2 separate regions of the Homo sapiens genome follow, and region 1 is linked to region 2. A link is an interaction called in ENCODE POLR2A ChIA-PET data of the cell type or tissue named here. Cell type or tissue: GM12878. All regions are shown on one strand. Each heading gives the region's core, and the rest is flanking DNA. Links, peaks and the distances in the headings are about the cores only.

Evidence for each region. Peaks named below come from ENCODE experiments on the same cell type or tissue, not always from the same donor. Only the 100,000 strongest peaks of a DNase experiment are listed, where the experiment ranks them.
Region 1: POLR2A ChIA-PET joins it to region 2 with 14 read pairs; 18 of 35 experiments call an interaction of 5 or more read pairs at or near these places.

Annotation. Positions count from the first base shown.
Region 1 is chr1:39,265,138-39,274,802 of GRCh38, forward strand. All of the region lies in intron 6 of MACF1 (microtubule actin crosslinking factor 1), which reads left to right. Among named protein-coding and RNA genes, the nearest start is that of MACF1, 65 kb to the left of the region's middle. In GM12878, for the core only: no CTCF peak of the experiment used is centred there; a DNase peak (open chromatin) is centred at 4,784; H3K4me3 peaks cover 2,219 bases; H3K27ac peaks cover 2,414 bases.
Region 2 is chr1:39,209,921-39,219,585 of GRCh38, forward strand. All of the region lies in intron 1 of MACF1 (microtubule actin crosslinking factor 1), which reads left to right. Among named protein-coding and RNA genes, the nearest start is that of MACF1, 10 kb to the left of the region's middle. RefSeq lists enhancers at 3,881-4,599, 4,978-5,087 and silencers at 7,661-7,710, 7,831-7,880. In GM12878, for the core only: no CTCF peak of the experiment used is centred there; DNase peaks (open chromatin) are centred at 5,174 and 5,841; H3K4me3 peaks cover 2,362 bases; H3K27ac peaks cover 2,500 bases.

The sequences.
Region 1 (9,665 bases), core at 3,590-6,089, 54 kb after region 2:
AAATTTTCAAAAAATGGGAGGTCTTAGCTGGCTAGACTTGAGGTTTACAGTTTTGTGCACTTTATGGCACTTGGTGCTTGGCATATAGATGAGGCACCATTTGTGTTTTTGGAATGAATGAATGAATGAGTTCTTTTGCTTTGGAGTCTTTCACTCTGGCTGTCTCTGTGGGAGACCTGTGGGCAGTAAACAGTTATCTACAAAAAGCCAAAGGAGAAGGCATAAAGAATGTATAGGCCTCAAAGTGTGCTTTCCCAGAAGGCAGCAAGTCTTGTGTTAAGAGACCAGGTTAGATGAGAAAAGGTCTTGGGGAAAGGTCTCGTAATCAGAATTAACTTAGTTGAAAATACATCTGATATACCTACTGAAAACTATAGTTTAGCCTATCTTAAATGTATTCCGAACACTTATATTAGCTAACCGTTGAGCATTTGGCCAAAATCATGTAACACAAAGCCTGTTTGATAGTAAAGTGTTGACTAGCTCATGTAATTTATTGAGTGCTGTACTGAAAGTGAAAAACGGAATGGTTGTGTGAGTACTTGAAGTACAGTTTCTACTGAATGCATATGGATTTCTCACCACTGGAAAGTCGAAAAATAAGCTGGACCATTTTAAGTCAGGGACCATCTATATCTTAGGATCCCCCCGGGGGCTGGGGATGTCTCATAACTTTTAGTTCCAGTAATAAATGGGAAGAAAAGAAATTTACTGTAGGTCAAGTACTGAGCCAAGTACTTTATGGACATTATCTCATTAACCTTGTCTACAATCCCAGTAAGTAGGTGGTAGTATGCACATTTTACAAGTAAGGAAACTGAACCATCTAATAAACTAGTTAGGTTACTTAACTTATGAGCTGGGAAGTTGAACCTAGGTCCACCTTACTGAAATCTCTGCTCCTTCCCTAGACCAGTTTTTCTCTGGAGCAGAAGGAAATGAAGGTCTGATTGGTCTGACATATGCAGAAATTTTAAAAAAAGAATAGGCTCACAGAAGTAAATTCTCAGAGAAACTCTACAGCAGTAGTAGTCATATTAAGCAGCTATTTCTCTTGCCTCTAAGTTTATTAGTTTCAGGATTTTGGTTTGCTTGTATGTCATTCATAAAATTCAAGTGCATCTTAAAGTTCCCATAGTTCCAGGTTTCTTCACTGGAGGAGTGAAGGCCTGGTACCTGCCTAGAGAACTTCATATTGTAATGTCAGATTCTTTGTTAATTAAATGATTTGCAGTAGCATGAGTTTCTCTCCCATGCTCTCTGCTTATTTCTTACTATAGTTTGTGATGGCCATAAGATGGTGCTGCAGTTTTGCAGTCAGCCTTAAGGATAAGGCTTAGGGGAAGAACACCTACTGCAGTTGTGAGGCAGATGGGACATCAGGAGGGTCTTAGAAGGGATTGTGTAAAAGCCGTTGCTTTAGGGCTTCTTGTTGCTTTCCTTTTGTGGTCTTTTCCTTTTTTTTTTTTTTTTTTTTTTTTTCAGGTCTCCAGGAAAGATAGTTAAGGCTATGCTAGTGTAAGTCTTTATGGCTTGCATGGAACCAGGCAGGCTACTGCTTTCTGCTGTGTGGCCTGGATCCTTTTGTTGTAGAATAAATAACTGCAATAGGAAAGAAACACATATATAATTTTATTCTCCATTCACAGCCCTTTGGGTTATAGTCTTTTCCCATATAGCAGATACTATACTAAAAAAAATTGGGGTGGAGGAATCTTCACTGACATCACAAGGTGATTTTTGAATCCGACTTTTACAGTCTGAAATTCAGACTTCCTGCCCTACTGCAATGGGAGTAAAAACCACCTGAACCTCTTTTTGGCAGCTTCTTCTCTTACTCCCAAATGGCAACAAGTGTTATCTCTTTGATTGAGCTCTTGGTCCATGCAGTCTAATTACCAATTCAGAACAGTGGGGGAACTTCTTATTTTACACAACTGGCAACTGAGTACAGATTTCCACTACTGCAGTAGTTAGAAGAGAGTAGTTGGGGTTGAAATTAAAAGTCTTAAAGTTAACAGAAGTTCATGTTCTGGCTTTGTCACTTACTAGCTGTGTAACCTAGGGCTATTAATCAACTTTCTTAAACCTCAGTTTCTTTTTTCTTTTTTGGAGACAGAGTCTTGTTCTGTTGGCCAGGCTGGAGTGCAGTGACATGATCTTGGCTCACTGCAACCTCCACCTCCCAGTTCAAGCAATTCTCATGCCTCAGCCTCCTGAATAGCTGGGACTAAGGGCGCATGCCACTGTGCCCAGCTAATTTTTTGTATTTTAGTAGAGACGGGGTTTCACCATGTTGCCCAGGCTGGTCTTAAACTCCTGAGCTCAGGCAATCCGCCTGCCTTGGCCTTCTAGAGTACTAGGATTATAATAGGCGTGAGCCACTGCGCCTGGCCAAACCTCAGTTTCTTTACCGATAAAATATAAAATAATAGTTTTGACCTCATATAGTGACTGTAAGAATTAAATGAGAAAGTCCATGTAAATAACTTTACACAGTGCTTGGCACACAGCAAGTGCAAAAAATATATTAGATGTTAGCAGTGGCAGCATCAATAATTACTATTGAACATTTTTGTCAAATATTGTTCATCAGAGACCCTGTTCATCTGTTGTATTTAGAAGTGGTATTCTTTTTACCAAGCACTCATTTACTGTACTCAAAACCAACTTCCAGATTTTTCCTGTCTGTGTCATTGGCTGGCAGAATTAACAGATCTTTCTTTTCTTTTATAGGAAAAAGGAGGGAAATAAATGCTCCAGAAGGCTAGATCTTTAAAGTCTGTGTTCCTTTTCTTAACTGTAAGAAGAAGGCTCTGGTTTCTTCAGGTTATAATTTCATTAAAATAATTTTATTGTTTTCTGACCTGAAAAAATTCAGAATATGTATATCTGCTTGATATTTTCTTTTGGGCATCTTGGTGCAACACTTAAAATCTATTTCATTTTGTAGTTTGGGAGCCATAATTGCAGCTTCACCAGGCTTGGTTCTTCTTGGCCCGGGCCCTTCCCTTCCCTTGCTGGTTAGTACCAGCCGAGCTGGTTTGCTTTTTCCCTTTTTGGTACTATTCTCCTCCTCCTTCCTCCACGTTACCTTCTGCCACGGCCTCTCTTCTTTTTCCCTCCATTTTCAATTTACACTTACATTTTCCCTCCTCCTCCTGGCCCTCCCTAGTTTTTCCCCTCCCCTGGTTTCTAGCTCCTTTTTGCTTTCTGTTTGTGTTACTGAGGGCAGTGCTCCAATTACCTCATATTTGGAGAGAGGAAGCTGCAGCCAATCCGGTTTCTGTCTGCTTTTAGGTCAAGTGATTTCTGAACTGCAGTGAGATGCTTTGAATTTGTCTTGTTGCAGCTCTGAGCCTGTAAGATGGCTGTCTGAATCGGCAGCGGCTGGAAGAGACAGAGAGAGGCGGGGAGGGAGGGAGAAAGAATTGGAGGGATTGCCGGCATAGTGCATGTTTTTAAATGTGCATCGAATCCGATGAGGCCAAGGTTGGGATTTCTGTGGGATCCCAGGACTGGCTTAGCTGCGTTTTTGCTGAGATTAGGAGAGGAAGGAAATGGGAAATTCACTGGGCTGTTTTAAGGAGCCGAAAGAGTCAATAGCTATTCCTGAGAAGGCTCCCATATCTCCTAAGAAAAGGGTTCGGTTCAAAAGGAGGTGGAGAGGGAAGAAAATCCCTACTCCAGAGGCATCTCACCAGGAAGAAACCTCAGAAGGAACTGGAGTCATTGAAGAGACTGAAACCCTAACGAAGTTAACAGAGAGTCTCCAAAAGGAAGACGGAGTGGGAGGGGTAGAGCATACCCCCCCAGATATTTTGCTGCCTGGGGACTCAGCCCCCAACTCACGGGTAGTCGATCGGGGGATGATAGTACAGGTAAAGGAGAGATTCCAAGGGGAGGTCCAGACCGCCCACCTTTTGTTAGAGAATGAGTCATCAGTTGCTGGAGGGGTCTGGGATTCCCTGGAAGAGGGGATGACTGTCATTGCTCACCTGCTTGATAACCCAGCAGAAAGGAACTGCGAGAAGTCAGTGAGCCAACTGGTGGAATTTCCTAGGACAGCATCCTGCAGCAGCAGGGCTGTGTTGCTGCCTTTGCAAGGAGAGACTGCAGTGGAGAAAGGAAATATTCAGCGTGGGTTTCGGAGCTGTGCTTTGCCTAGGACAGACTACCCCACTGATAAAGGAAATCAAGAACAATTTTCAGAGGGCTGGAGTGTGGAGGAAGGAACCAAGAGTGTTTCAGGTGCCCCTCAGACAGCTTCCTGGATTATAGAATGTTCTGTTTCTTCATTACTACTGGACCAGCCTGGAGGCCAAAGACGCACGGAGCCTTCCCATGTGGGTCAAGTGCCCCCCCAGGATTCCAGACTGCCTACTTCTCAGAGTGATTTGTCCATCAGTGGTGTGACTGTGAGCATTTTGCCCTCCTCCTCTGGCTATGGCAGTGATGGGCCACACATACATGGGATCCAGCCTAAAGATACAGAACCTGAAAAGAGCTCTACTTCCTTCTCAGAAGAGGATGGCACTCTTTCTCTGGAGGCAAGCCACACCCCATCATGGGGTCTGGAAGAGGTAGGTGGGCATGTTCAAGAGATAATCAAACTGCTGTTTGGATTCTTGGCCCTCAAACATATTAAAGCTGAGTGTGGTGAGCAGTGAGGATGTTGGTGCCTCTCAAACTTACCCCCATGTGGGTTAGTATCTGCTGGAGCTCAGCAAGCAGAATCTATTTCAGGTCTGCCCCTTGATGCTTGAAACCAAGACTTGTCTCTGGGGAATCCCTGATTCTGAGTAGCCAAGTGGCGTAATTGCTCAAGCTATCTGGTGGGATGATCTCTCAAGGTGCAATGCTAGATAGTACTTACTCTCAGGCAGGTCTGTTTACCAGCTTCCCTGCTACGAGAAGTTGTAATGTAGCACAAGAGACGATGGGGAAGGGCCTAACTGAATCTCTGGAATGAATCTCTGGAATAAATGTGGAAGGGGTCAGGCAGCTGTTGTCAGTGTACTTGCTCTTCCTCACAGGAGAGTGATATTCTTACTAGAGCTGATGCAATCCCATCCCTGTTGGGAAATTTCTGACGGCAGCACTCATTCAGTATTTGTATAGGTGGAGAGGGCTCATCCTTCTTTGGTTCCTAATTCCAGGATTAGAGGAGAGGGACAGAGTTATCTGGGGATTAGTTGAGAGAGAGAGAGGGAGGTTAGGGCAATTTGAAGGTTTAAGGCTAGAAAAGTTTGTTTTGTGACTGGATGTATTTAGGGCTTTAACATGATTTTGTTTTGAGGAATATATTGAGGCATGGATGGTGCTGCTGGTGGTGGTGGTAATGGCAGTTTCTGTGAATGTTTTAAAGGTCAAGGAGCAAGTGAGAATTCAGAGATGTGAACACTGAGATAAGGACTCAGCAAGACCATGGGTAGCACAGCATCTGGCATGTAGGTGTGTGATTGTGTGGGTGATTGAAGTTATAATTCACCAATGGCTAAAGAACTTTTACTGGGATGTTGGCCTCTGCAGCAGAAGAAATAAAAACATTAGGACTTCAAAGTGCAAAATTTATAAAATGAGGTAGGGCACTTTCCTTGCCTAGATGGGGGCCACTGATACTGTACAGGGGCCCTGATGTTTGCAGAGCAGGGATATGGTCTACCTACTGGTGCCCTGCCTATCACTAGCAGCATAAGGCTGAGGATAGATACAAATTCTGAGCAATCTGTGCCTAGAATTTCCTCTTTGGGGATACATTTTCCCCACAGACAGCCCCATCTTAGTGCCCTCTGTTATTAGAGTTTGGAGACTCCCAACAGGTTGAAGAAAAAGTGGCCATTGAAAAAATATCTATTTTATGGATGGGCAAGAGGTTTCTTGGGCCTCATATAAACATGGATATGTGTGGTGGGGAGTGTGATAGTTGTGTTATGGTAGGAAGGAAGGCAGTGAAACTACTGGGATATGGGGCGCATGAATGTATTAAGCTATTCTTGCATTGCTATAAATAAATACCTGAGACTGGGTAATTTACAAAGTAAAGAGGTTTAATTGGTATACAGTTCTGCAGGCTGTACAGAAAGCATGATGCTGGCATCTGCTCAGCTTCTGAAGAGGCCTGAGGAAACTTACAATCTTGGTGGAAGGCAGAGGAGCAGTAGGCATGTCACTTGGCTACAGCAGGAACGAGAGGTTGTGGGTGGGATGTGCCACACACTTTTAAATGACCGAATCTCATGAAAACCCACCTACCCTCACGAGAACAGCACCAAGGGGATGGTGCTAAACCATTCATGAGAAATCCACTTTCATGATTCATGATCCAGTCGTCTCCCACCAGGTCCCACTTCCAGTATTAGGGATTACAATTCAACATGAGATTTGGTAGGGACACAGATTGAAACCATATCAACAAGTATTTGGGTTTCATCAGATAAAAAAGAATGTCAAAGTCAACTTTTATCTTGTAAAAGTTGGAACAGATAGAGTAGTTGGGGGTAAAACCAGCTGTGGAACTGATTGTTGTACAACTGGCATTAAAATTGAAATTGTGTAGTCATCATAACATTATAGGACACATGCTTGTAACTGAGTGTGAGATTTTCAGAAATTTGGCATATAAAGTTTTAGGAACTCCTAGTAAAATCAATCCTAGATAATAGACCATAGATAGCAATGGCACCTTTGTATGGGCTGGATCTCCACACTGGCAAGGGAATGTTCTGCATGAGTCTGTGAGGAGTCTTAAAGAAAAGATTGTTAGGAGAAACCTTTGGACCATGATCTGTAGTGTGACCATATTGGCAACAGTATGATTCCTTTGCTGTTCAGTATGATTCAAATTGGTGTGTGGCATTTTCTGGGTAGCCAACCTCTGCATCTATTCCTTCTACCTTTTCACTGCAGACACAGTCATACTACTTATGTATAGCCAAGGCTGAAAAACTAAGTGACCGAGTCTCAGCTCAGACACCTGGCATATTTCCAGGTTTTGTGTCCATCATGTGATACAGGGACCACAGACTCACCATCCTATATGACAGATAAGAAGTAACTTATCAAGATAAGTGTGACATTCCTTCAGAATGAAAGTCCTTAAGGCCAAGAGGCTGCAACTCTCACTGGTCCCTGAAGGAACTGTCTTCAGGGAGCTGCTCCCCTCCCTAACAGGCTGTTCACAGGCTTGAGGACAGTAGCAGCCAGAGAAACAGAGAGGGCAACGCATACTGAAACCGATAGGCAGGGCAAGAGCATCTCTGCTAAAGTGGGAAAGCTGGGAGGGCAAGGGTCAGAAGAGCAGCTGCTGCTGTTCACACACCAACTCCTGTCTAAACAGGAGACAGCTGGCAGTCCAATTGAGTTGTTTTTTGCTTGCTTTTTTGGTGGTGGTTTTGTTTTTAATATGTCAGAGTAGTAACTATCCTCAGAAAATAATTTGAGTTCCAGCCAGACTGTCTCCTCTGTTGATTAGTCCAGGGCTTGTTGATGAGAGTGAGACCAGGCTATGGATAGACATAAACTTCACCATGGGTTTTGTTGCTTTTTAGGATGGAGAGAAATGGGAACTGATTGTGCTTCTTGCTAGTGTAGGGTTTAGATAGTAGAATATACATGATCTGCTTTTCTATTCACCTAGTACAGTTAATACTTCTTTTGTCAAGAAATAGTTAACACAGAAGCAAGATGACAAGGGTCAGCTGACAAATATGTTTTCAGAATGACAAGTAGACTAGGATTTGGAGCTGGATGGGAACAGGCTAATAGCAATCGCTCTTTGATGTCAGACAAAGGCCTTCTTCTCTGGCCCATTTCTTCTCTCAGGACTCCCTATTCCCAGCTGCTTTCAATATCCATACTACTAATACCTGGCTTATTTCAACAAGGAACATTTTTGAAAATCCCTTCCTCCTCCCCATCTTGACTTCTGCTGCCAAGCTCCTGCCCACCTTGTTAGCGAATCCCATTTAATGAAGCATTTACCTCTATACCAATTTTTTTTTTTTTTTTTTTTTTTGACACGGAGTCTGGCTCTGTCACCGAGGCTGCAGTGCAGTGGTGCGATCTCGGCTCACTGCAGCCTCTGCCTCCCGGGTTCCAGCTATTCGCCTGCCTCAGCCTCCCGAGTAACTGGGATTACAGGCGCCCGCCCCCACCACGCCCAGCTATATACCAGTGTTCTTGCCACAACCCTTCGAGTCTCTACAATTTTAGGTGAATAGTCAGATAACACTGGGGCCTAGAAATGATAAGAAAGAGGTTGGTTGGTGTATTATCTTCTGGGCTCAGCCTTTTCAGTTTACAAGTATCCCTCTCCCAGTTTTCCTTTTTAATTATAGGGAGAGTTGTTTTACTAATACTGGCTTTGTACTGAAAGAAGAAAGCAAAATTAACCAGATGACACTATTGGGGGAATGCAGAAGGTAAAGTTATAGTTTAGAACTTTAAGAAAGGATTTTGTTTCTTTTTCTTTTTTTTTGAGACGGAGTCTTGCTCTGTCACCCAGGCTGGAATGCGGTGGCCCTACCTCAGCTCACTGAACCTCTGCCTCCCGGGTTCACGCCATTCTCCTGCCTCAGAGTAGCTGGGACTACAGGCGCCTGCCACCATGCCCGGCTAATTTTTTGTATTTTTAATAGAGACAGGGTTTCACCGTGTTAGCCAGGATGGTCTCGATCTCCTGACCTCGTAATCCGCCCGCCTCGGCTTCCCAAAGTGCTGGGATTACAGGCGTGAGCCACCGCGCCCAGCCTTGTTTCTTTTTAAAAAAATTTTACTTAATTAAAAATGTTACTAAAGAATCATTATTTTTTAGGTGTAACAATAGTGTTGTGGTTATGTTTTAAAAAAGGCCTTTTACAGATACATACTGAAATGTTTTTAGAGAAAAACAGGAGATTTACTTTATCATAATAGGGGAAGGGTGAAGTGGGTGGGATGTAGATGAAACAAGATTAGCTATGAGTTGATAATGGTTGAAACTGGGTAATAGGTACATAGGGACTTATTATACTATTCTGTCTCCTTTTGTATATATTTGAAAATTTCCATTTCAAATAGAAAATTAAGAAAAAAATTGTATAAAAATAAAATGAAATTAAAAAATAAAATTGTATAAAAATAAAATGGAAAGTTAGGCAAAATAAGTTGTATAAAAATAAAAATGTAATAATACTGGTAAAATTATGATATAATACATATACAGTTGGCTCTCTGCATTGTGGGTTCTGCGTCTGGGGATTCAACCCATAACGGATGGAAAATATTCTGAAGAAAAACATTGCATCTGTAATGAACATGTACAGACTTCATTATTCCCTAAACAAGATAACAACTATTTACTAACATTTACATTGTATTAGGAATTATAAGTAATCTAGAGATTATTTAAAGTAGCTGGGAGGATGTACACAGGTTGTATGTGAATACTACCTCATTTTGTATCTGGGACTTGAGCATTTGTGGATTTCAGTATCTGCGGATTTTGGTATCTGAGGGAGGTCCTAGAACCAATTCTCCATGGATGACTACTGAAAAGGGGTTACTATCCTATAGATAAAGTGATTAAGAGCATGGAGCCAGATTGGCTAGGTTTGAATCCCAATTCTGCAACTTACTAGCAGTATAACTTGGAACAGGTTACTAAACTTCTCTGTGCTACAATT
Region 2 (9,665 bases), core at 4,752-7,251:
TCTACCAAAAAATAAAAAAATTAGCTGGGTGTGGTGGTGTGCGCCTGTAATCCCAGCTACTTGGGAGGCTGAGGTGGGAGAATCACTTGAACCCAGGAGGCAGAGGTTGCAGTGAGCCAAGATTGCACCCCTGCATTCCAGCCTGGGCAACAGAGTGAGACTCCATCTCAGGAGAAAAAAAAAAAAAAGACTTACAGGTATTCTAGTTAAATTTTGTCCTGTGAGATTTGGTGCAGGCTTCTAACCTTTTGAGATTTCTTTGAGCTTTAATTCTTCCATTTATGGCAATAACTGTGTGTCCTCCATTTGTGTCATCTACAAACTAGTTAAGTGCATAAAAGGAACTCAGATATTTGAATAAATGGTCATATATCTAACATATCTTTGCTCAAATAGCTAAAGCATTAGAATGTTTAATCAAGGTAGAGTCTTTGTCTTTTCCATTCCTTTCCTTTTTTTAAAAAAAAAAAAGAGACGAGGTTTTGCTATGTTGCCCATCCTGAACTTGAATTTCAAGCCTCCTCCCACCTTAGCCTCCCAAGTAGCTGGGACTATAGGCACCCTCTACCATGCCTGGCTCTTTTTCTTTCCTTTGCATTTTTTTTTTCTTAAAGATTTGTATGGTGTAGTAGAAAAACCACTTAACTTGGAATCAGAAGATCTAGGCTCTAAGCTCTTGCTCTTCTGCTTACATGTTGGACTGGTCACTTACTTCCTCTGGTCTTCAAATTTCTAGGCTGTTTGAGAAGAAAAAAGACTAAGGTCTCTAACTTTCTGTGATTCTGATTCAGTTCGATCATCTGGCCTGTTCTTGGAAGTCATATGGAATTGTGGTTGAGAGCAGGTTGAGAGTCTGGAGTCAGATTGCCTATGTTTTTATCCTAGTTCTGCCACTACTGGCTGAGTGACATTAGTTTATCTGGGCCTCTGTTTTCCTCATCTGCAAAATGGGTTTAATTATGCTGCTTGGTTGTTTTGACTTAGTTGTTTTCCCCTCTCTCCCTCCCTCCCTCCCTCTCTCTTTCCCTTCTTTCCCTCCTTCCCTCCCTCCCTCGCTCCCTTTTTTGATGGAGTCTTGCTTTGTCGCCCAGGCTGGAGTGCAGTGGCATAATCTCAGCTCACTGCAACCTCTGCCTCCTGGGTTCAAGTGATTCTCCTGCCTCAGCCTCCCGAGTAGCTGGGATTACAGGTGTCTGCCACCACACCCAGTTTAATTTTTGTATTTTTAGTAGAAGTGGGGTTTTACCATGTTGGCCAGGCTGAACTTGAACTCCTGACCTCAAGTGATCCGTCCATCTTGGCCTCTCAGAGTTCTGGGATTACATGCATGAGCCACCACGCCCAGCCTTGACTTAGTTCTTAGAACACATTCTGCATGTGGTAAGGAATATGTGATTATTTACCATCATTATTAGAATTTTTTCACATAAGATAACATTGAAGACATAGTGCTTTCCTGTGAACTGTTGGGATGAAACAGTAATTGTCCTTATTTTTTAATTTTTTAAATTTAAAAAAAATTTCATATATAGAGACCGGGTTTCTCCATGTTGCCCATGCTGGTCTCGAACTCCTGGACTCAAGCAATCCTCCACGTCGGCCTCCCAAAGTGCTGGGATTACAGGCTTGAGCCACCGGCACCCGGCCTGTCTTTATAGTTAGTAATTAAGAAATGTGACATGCCGGGCATGGTGGCTCACGCCTGTAATCCTGACATTTTGGGAGGCTGAGGTGGGTGGATCATGAGGTCAGGAGCTCAAAACCAGCCTGGCCAAGATGGTAAAACCCTGTCTCTACTAAAAATACAAAAATTAGCCAGGTGCTGTGGTGGGCGCCTGTAATCCCAGCTACTTGGGAAGTGGAGGCAGGAGAATCGCTTGAACCCGAGAGGCAGAGGTTGCAGCGAGCCGAGATCAAGCCACTGCACTCTAGCCTGGGCAACAGAGCAAGACTCTGTCTCAAAAAAAAGAAATGTGACAGAACCCAATACAGAGGTATATAAAAAGTAGGTGATATATTATGATCACTGTTTTATACGTTAAGAAAGATGTTTGTGTCTTTTATATCCTTAATAGTGGGTGATTTTGGCATTTTAGGAAAGACATTAAGTATATACCTTCAATTTTCTTTGTTTCTGTAAGAAAGCCAGTAGCTGTCAATTCTCAGATAACTTCTGACCACATGTGGAAATACTGGCCTGAACCTCTTCCCTCCACTCACCCTTTTCAAGATCTGCAGGTAGCAGCCAGACTTAAACTTTTTCCTACCTTTAACAGGAAATGACAAAAGTTGGGAAAAAAAGAAGGGGAATGGCTCGGATGACTCTACTGGCCCATCTCCTCTGGATAGTTAAGAGCTGACTGTCCTAATCAAAGTCCTCTCCTCCATTGCAGCAGAACTTGCCTCTTTTTGAGGCTCAGGACCTCTTGGGAACTTGAAGGGAAGGCCTGTCTCCTGTAGGTAGACTGACCTTGTCCCCAAGACTCTACCCTACTTTTCTCAGTCTGCAGTGCCGTTAGGAGAAATAGGTTCTGCTTGAGTGCCAGGGAATTTAGGAGATGGCAGATTTTGGTTCACTTTCCTCCAACTTCACCCAGTAATTATTATTTTGATTTTTAGAGACTGTGAATTCAGTATTTCTAGAAGTTGCCACATGTGTTCATTTTGGATGTGTCCTAAATCTCTGGTCAACCAGTTAAGTATTTTTTATTTTTTATTTTGAGACATAGTCTCATTCTGTCGCCCCGGCTGGAGTGCAGTGGCGCAATCTCGGCTCACAGCAACCTCTGCCTCTGGAGTTCAAGTGATTCTCGTGCCTCAGCCTCCCAGGTATCTGGAATTACAGGCATGTGCCGCCATGCCCGGCTAATTTTTGTATTTTTTTAGTAGAGGTGGGGTTTCGCCATGTTGGCCAGGGTGGTCTCTAACTCCTTACCTCAAGTGATCTGCCCACCTTGGCCTCCCAAAAGTGCTGGCATTATAGGCGTAAGCCACTGTGCCTGGCCGAGTTAAATGTTTTTATTTGTTACCCTTCCCAAGAATATTTCACCTTCTTACATATACAACTCCTATGCCTTTGTTTGTTTATTCTGGTTTAGGTCCTTCTCAGAGACAGCAGGGTATAACAGGGAGCACAGCTTTGGAGCTGGACAAATGGACATGTAATCTTGGTCAAGTTATTTAACCTTTTAAAGTCCTAGAATTTTTATCTCTAAAATGGAAATGATAATATCTTTCTTGGAGAATTGTTGGGATTAAATGAAATGATATTTAAAGTTTTTAGCACATTAACTGTGAACTAACAGTTATAGTAAATGTTCAGTTAATTTTAGCTTAGGTTATTGAGTACCTTCTAAATGTGATAGAGATGGGGTTATGGAGACAAAAGAGTCCCTACACTCAGATAATTTATTTTTTTATTTTTTATTTTTGAGAGAGTCTCGCTCTGTGGCCCAGGCTGGAGTGCAGTGGCACAATCTCGGCTCACTGCAACTTCTACCTCCCGGGTTCAAGCAGTTCTCCTGCCTCAGCCTCTCAAGTAGCTGGGATTACAGGCATGTGCCACCACGCCCAGCTAATTTTTTTTGTATTTTAGTTAGAGTCGGGGTTTTACCGTGTTGGCCCCAGGGTGGTCTCGAACTCCTGAGCTCAGGCAGTTTACCCGCCTTGGCCTCCTAAAGTGCTAGGATTACAGGCGTGAGCCACTGCACTCAGTCTCACTCAGGGAATTTAAATCTGATAAAGGAAGAGGTTACTAGATATGAGTCAGGAAATGTTCATTCCTTTTTTTCTCTCTTCCCTATTTCTTATGCATTCCTTTTCCCAGTACGAGGCAAATTCTAGGAGGACCCTTCATCTCCAAGGCTAAAAAGAGTCTTATAAGAGGGACAAACTGAGTACAGTTGTCACAGGTTATCAGGGTGACTGAGAGCTTAGTCTAGGCGGGATAAAGTCAGCTGTGAGAACCTTTATTAGTAAGCAGTAACAGGATTATTAGCAGTTTGTAGGTGGGAGGGATACCCACTTGGGAGTGAAGTTGTCAAGCAACTGAGGCAGGTCATAGGGCTTGTTTAAACTGAATGGTCTGCTAGGAAAGCTTGCATTTACTTTTTTTCATTTGTAGTCGTTTGGGCTAATCTCTGGAAACTTGCTTTCCTAGGTGCTGCCCCTCCTCCCTCCCTGCCTTCAGGAACAGGATTGAAAGCAGCATTAGCCTGAAGAAGTCGTTCTATTTAGGGAGCTAGAGCAGAGGGCCAGTGATTAGGCCCTTATCTGCAGCGGGGCCTTTTTGAGTGGTGTGGGGCAGGGCTGCAGTGTCTGTCCTGACACCCACAGAGGCTGGACTTTTCTGTCCCCTGGTTGGGTTAGAACTGTGAAGAACCAATAGAAGGGCTGGGCCAGCTGAATGAAAAAGCCCTTCATTGTGTTTCTTCAACATTCCAGTGTCTGGTACAATTAGCCAAGACTCGGAAAACAAGTTGGACAAACAAGCAGGCAGCCTTCTACTGATGGATGAAAGGATTTCTGGCACAGCTGAGTTAAGTGCACTGACTGTAAAGACAGAGTAGGAGGATCTGGGAAGAAGAAGGGGACTTTGGAATGCCATTCCTGGCTGTGAGGGGAAAGAATGGAGCAACAAGCAAACGGTATTTTTGAAGCTGATAAAATTTGCTGTGATAATCTACCTGGGAGGCTGGCTGAGGCGAGGCTGGCTGAGGTGGGGCTACTCTGTAAAGTAGGTGGAATCACTGGGGAGTTACTGACTCTTCCCTTTTGGCAGCTGTAAGTGCGGGGAAGGGAAACTTTCTTTGGAATCTAGGGATCTGTTCACAGTGGACGGTGAGTGTATGAGCTTGCTCCATTATAGTCTCTCCCATCATGAGACCTTCTCATTTGGTTAACACTATATGTACTTCTGCCTGAGAAGAGGCACACCTGAGGAGCAAGTTGTTGGGCAATGGATGCACTGTTCCTGACTTGGCAGTAAACCACTTAGCTCACCAGCTCTCCTGCAACTAAGATTCACCACATTACAAGCTTCTGCTCTGCAAATGGAGGGTAACTCAAAGACCAGTTTCTTCCTACTCAGGTTTACTCACTTCATACCTTGACTGGACTTTTGCATATGGAGCTCTCCCCTCTGTACGCTCTATTGGTCTGGAAACACAGAGTTGGTGCTACTTTTGAACAGCATGCAGCATGCTATATGCCTGAGACATGGACCCAGTTTTTGGAAGTGCCCTAGGGAGGAGCTTCCTCTCTGACCTCAAGGGAAGAAGGAGGTCAGTAGGAAGTGGTGGGTGGAGCCACTTCTCTGTTCTGCTGTCTCCTCTCTACACCTCACAGCCCTTTTTGAGGAGCTGCGAAGGGTGCACAGGCCAGTAGCTGGAGGTTCTTTGGTACCCCCTCCTTTTAGGTGGGGTCAGCAGACACAGGGGCGCCATGTGGCCGAGTTACCAAGATGAACACGAGTTCAACGCCCACCTGGTTTGTCGCATGTGCTGTATGGGTTAGTATGTGAAGTTTTTTTTTTTTTTGCTTGTCCGGGCCTGAGGATCCCAAATAGCCCTTGCTCTCATTGACTCATAGGAATGCATGGACTTCGAAGCCTTGTGGTGTTACAACCTTTAGGCTTGTTAAAATGTGCAGTGGAATAGATTGGGGTGCCCTACTTCCTGGGGAACTTCTTAAGCTTGCAGTAACTGGCAGTTAAGAGCCCAAGCTTTGGGTGTAGAACTTTTTTTATAGAGACTGAATTCATGCTCATGCTTCTGCCTGTATCAGGAAACCACTTTTAAGGTATGTTGCATAGTGCTGAAAGTCCAGAGTGTATTTTTAGCAGAAGTTGGTTGGTTACGGAGTCCACCTCTGAGCAGACTGGCGGGAGGATGGGGGGTGGGAGGGAGGAGTCATGGCCTATGTTTCCTCTTTGGGGCTTATTGCTAGTTCTTTTACACTTTACTCTGCCAGCTGTGACAGAGAGAGAAAAAGACTCAAAGATGATCTGGGGTCAGGGACCTAAATAAGAGAGGCTAGGGGAAGAGTCATGTTAGCTGTGACTTAGATCTCTCTTGATAAGGCATCATTAAATAATGATTATTTAAGTAATGTCCTGTGGCCTTGAACAAGTGACTTAACCTTTTTGGCCGTAGGTTTCCTTGGTTTCAAAATTGTAGGGTATACAGACTGGTGCTAGACTGAGAGACATCAATTCTCTGTAAAATGAAAAAAGATAAAGAAAATGTAGTGTGTCTTTCATAAAGCTAAACTTAAAGAATTGTCTTTTATTCTGAAATTGTCTCTCCTACTTTCTAATGTTAAAATATCCTTTATTTTATGAAAGAATTGTTATTATATGGTAGTGTGTTTTTAAGATATCCCTACTTAGCAAAATGAAAAGTGACAACTTCTGTTAGGCTTTCTGATTTATTGTGGAACATGTATTTGTCTATGAAATCTTAGTTTGGGAACCACTGGTTTGGTAATCTACTATCTTTTGATTTTATACTTTGAGTCTCTAACAAGGAGCAAAATTGTGACCCAAATAGGCAGATTTTCATTAAAATTGAAGTAACTAGTTGTTTGATGAAGAGGAGACCTTAGAAAAATCTCAGAGAAGGAGAGCAACAGAACTAGGGTTCTGATCAGTCTCCTGACTCCTAGGCTAGTGCTTGCAAGTATTTAGGTGCTTTTTGAGGAAAAAAAGCTGCCATAGCAATAATGCTTGGGGCACAGAGGGGGCAATTTTAGTGGTCTACTTTTTTTTTTTATCTTTCCTGTATCATTGAGATTTCTTCCCTGGAACCTAGAAGAAAGAATTGCCTATATCTAAAAGTGCTTGGAGATAAACGTATAGCAAAAGGGCCTTTCCTGTAACCAACAAAGAAGTATAGGAAAGTCTAAAATCTTTATTGAAAGTTTCAGGGCAAAAACGTAATGTAGCCCCATCTCCCCCAATCCCACATAATCCCCTAAAGGCACTGTAGACTAATAGCTAAGAAAATGGGCTTGGCATCAACTGTCTACACGGGGTTCCTACTCCACCACTTAACAACAAAACCAACTGGGGACATTGCTTAACCTTTCTCTAGCTCGGTTACCTCATTTTTTATTTTTCTTTTTTTCATATCACCGTAAAATAAAATCACTTGTATAGGGAGAATGAATGAAGATTAGCAGTGGATTTTCATGTTATATACTTTTCACATTATATTACTACTGTAACTACCAGCTAGCATTTATTAACTTATTATGTGTGAGAGACTAGGCTAAGTGCTTTCATATCATATACTCCTCACAATCACTTCATGATTTAGGGTCTATTTTATTTTATTTTATTTTATTTTATTTTATTTTATTTTATTTTATTTTAGAGACGGAGTCTTACTCTGTTGCTCAGGCTGGAGTGCAGTGGTATGATCTTGGCTCACTGCAGCCTCCACCTCAGGGGCTCAAACGATTCTCCTGCCTCAGCCTTCCAAGTAGCTGGAATTACAGGCACGCATCACCACACCTGGCTAATTTTTGTATTTTTGGTAGAGATGGGGTTTCGCCATGTTGCCTTGGCTGGTCTTGAGTTCCTGACCTCAAGTGATCCCTCTCAAAAAAATAAAAATAAATAAAATTACTATTCAAACCTCATTGCTTAAAAAAGGGATTAAAACAGACTCTAAATCAGCCGGGTGTGGTGGCTCATGCCTATAATCGCAGCACTTTGGGAGGCCAAGGAGGGCGGATCAGTTGAGGTCAAGAGTTCAAGACCAGCCTGAGCAATATGGTGAAACCCCATCTCTACCAAAAATACAAGTTAGCAGGGTGTGGTGGCGTGCGCCTATAGTCCCAGCTACTGGGGGTGGGGTTGGGGGCGCGGCTGAGGAGGGAAGATCGCTTGAGCCTGGGAGGCAGAGATTTCAGTGAGCCGGGATCCACTCCAGCCTGGGTGATAGAGCAAGACCCTGTCTCAAAAAAAAAAAAAAAAAGAGGTCGGTCACAGTGGCTCATGCCTGTAATCCCAGCACTTTGGGAGGCCGAGGCGGGCGGATCACGAGGTCAGGAGATCGAGACCATCCTGGCTGACACGGTGAAACCCTGTCTGTACTAAAAATACAAAAAATTAGCTGGGCATGGTGGCGGGTGCTTGTAGTCCTAGCTACTCGGGAGGCTGAGGCAGGAGAATGGCGTAAACCCAGGAGGTGGAGGTTGCAGTGAGCCGAGATCACACCAGTGCACTCCAGCCTGGGCGACAGAGCGAGACTCCGTCTCAAAAAAAAAAAAAAAAAAAAAAGCTTCCCAGATGATTTTGAGATGGCTGGTTTACAGACTGATATTTAGGAACTATTGGCCTAACTCCTCATTTTATTTGCAGAGTTGGAGATAAAAATAAAATTTTAAAAATAACAAAGGACAAATGCCTAATTTTATAGATGAAACTCAGGCTCAAAGAAGGGAAATGAATGTCATGCAAAGGTATGAACCATAGACTAGACACCAGGAAATCCAAGTTATAGACCTAGTTCTGCCCCTGTGTGACCTTGTCTAAATTATTTAATCTCTCTGGGCCTTGGTTTCTTCATCTTTAAGATGATTTTTGAGGACTCTTAAAACTCTCTCTTTGTATTTATGAAATGCTTCGTTTTTCTGACTGTGATATTCCCGTGAATTCTCTAAGAACTATTGAGCTTTTCTTCCTCTTGTGTTCTTATATGTGCCTCCCTCTCACTGTGGCTCTCTTCTTTTGTTACCGTGCTTACCCCTGGATTTCTTTATCTTACTTCTTTCCTTTATTCTGTGATTCTTAATAGTCCAAAGAATTATCATTATAATATTAGGTTTTCCTAAGAAATAAGGTAAATTTTTGTTTTGTTTTGTTTTTTGAGACAGAGTCCTGCTTTGCTCTGTTGTCCAGGCTGGAGTGCAATGGGGCGATCTCGGCTCACTGCAACCTCTGCTTCCCAGGTCCAAGTGATTCTCCTGCCTCAGCCTCCCAAGTAGCTGGGATTACAGGCGTGTGCCACCACACCTGGCTGATTTTTGTACTTTTAGTGGAGACGGGGTTTCACCATGTTGGCCAGGTTGGTCTCGAGCTCCTGACCTCAAGTGATCCACCCATCTCAGCCTCCCAAAGTGCTGGGATTACAGGCATGAGCCATCACACCCGGCAGAAATAAGGTAGAATTTTAATTTTGCATTGAAGCTTCTACAGTTGTCACTTCCTTAAAACCCCAAATCTCAATCCTCATTGGTACTTTCTCAGCCTACACCAGTCATTGGTGATAAATGCCTTTCATGAATCCCTATTATAGTTAGTACTTTTCCTTTAACTTGATTATATAGGACTGCATTGTATTGTCTTCTAATAAATTTATGGAGGTTAAAAGTCTATGATCTGACAGACTTGGATTTGAATCTCAATTCTGCTGTATACTGCGTGACTTTGGGAAGATTACTAACAAGTCTTTCTGAGCATGAATTTGCTGAACCATGAATAAGCATACTTGAGAGAGTTGTGAGGATTGTCAAATACTAAATGAGATAAGCCTCAAACAGCACCTGATACATAATAAACACAATAAATATCGAGCTCCACCTTATCTCCCAAAGTAGACTTTTGTAGCCTTCTGAGGATAGCAATCATTTATAATGTTTGTGCCATTATACATTATTGC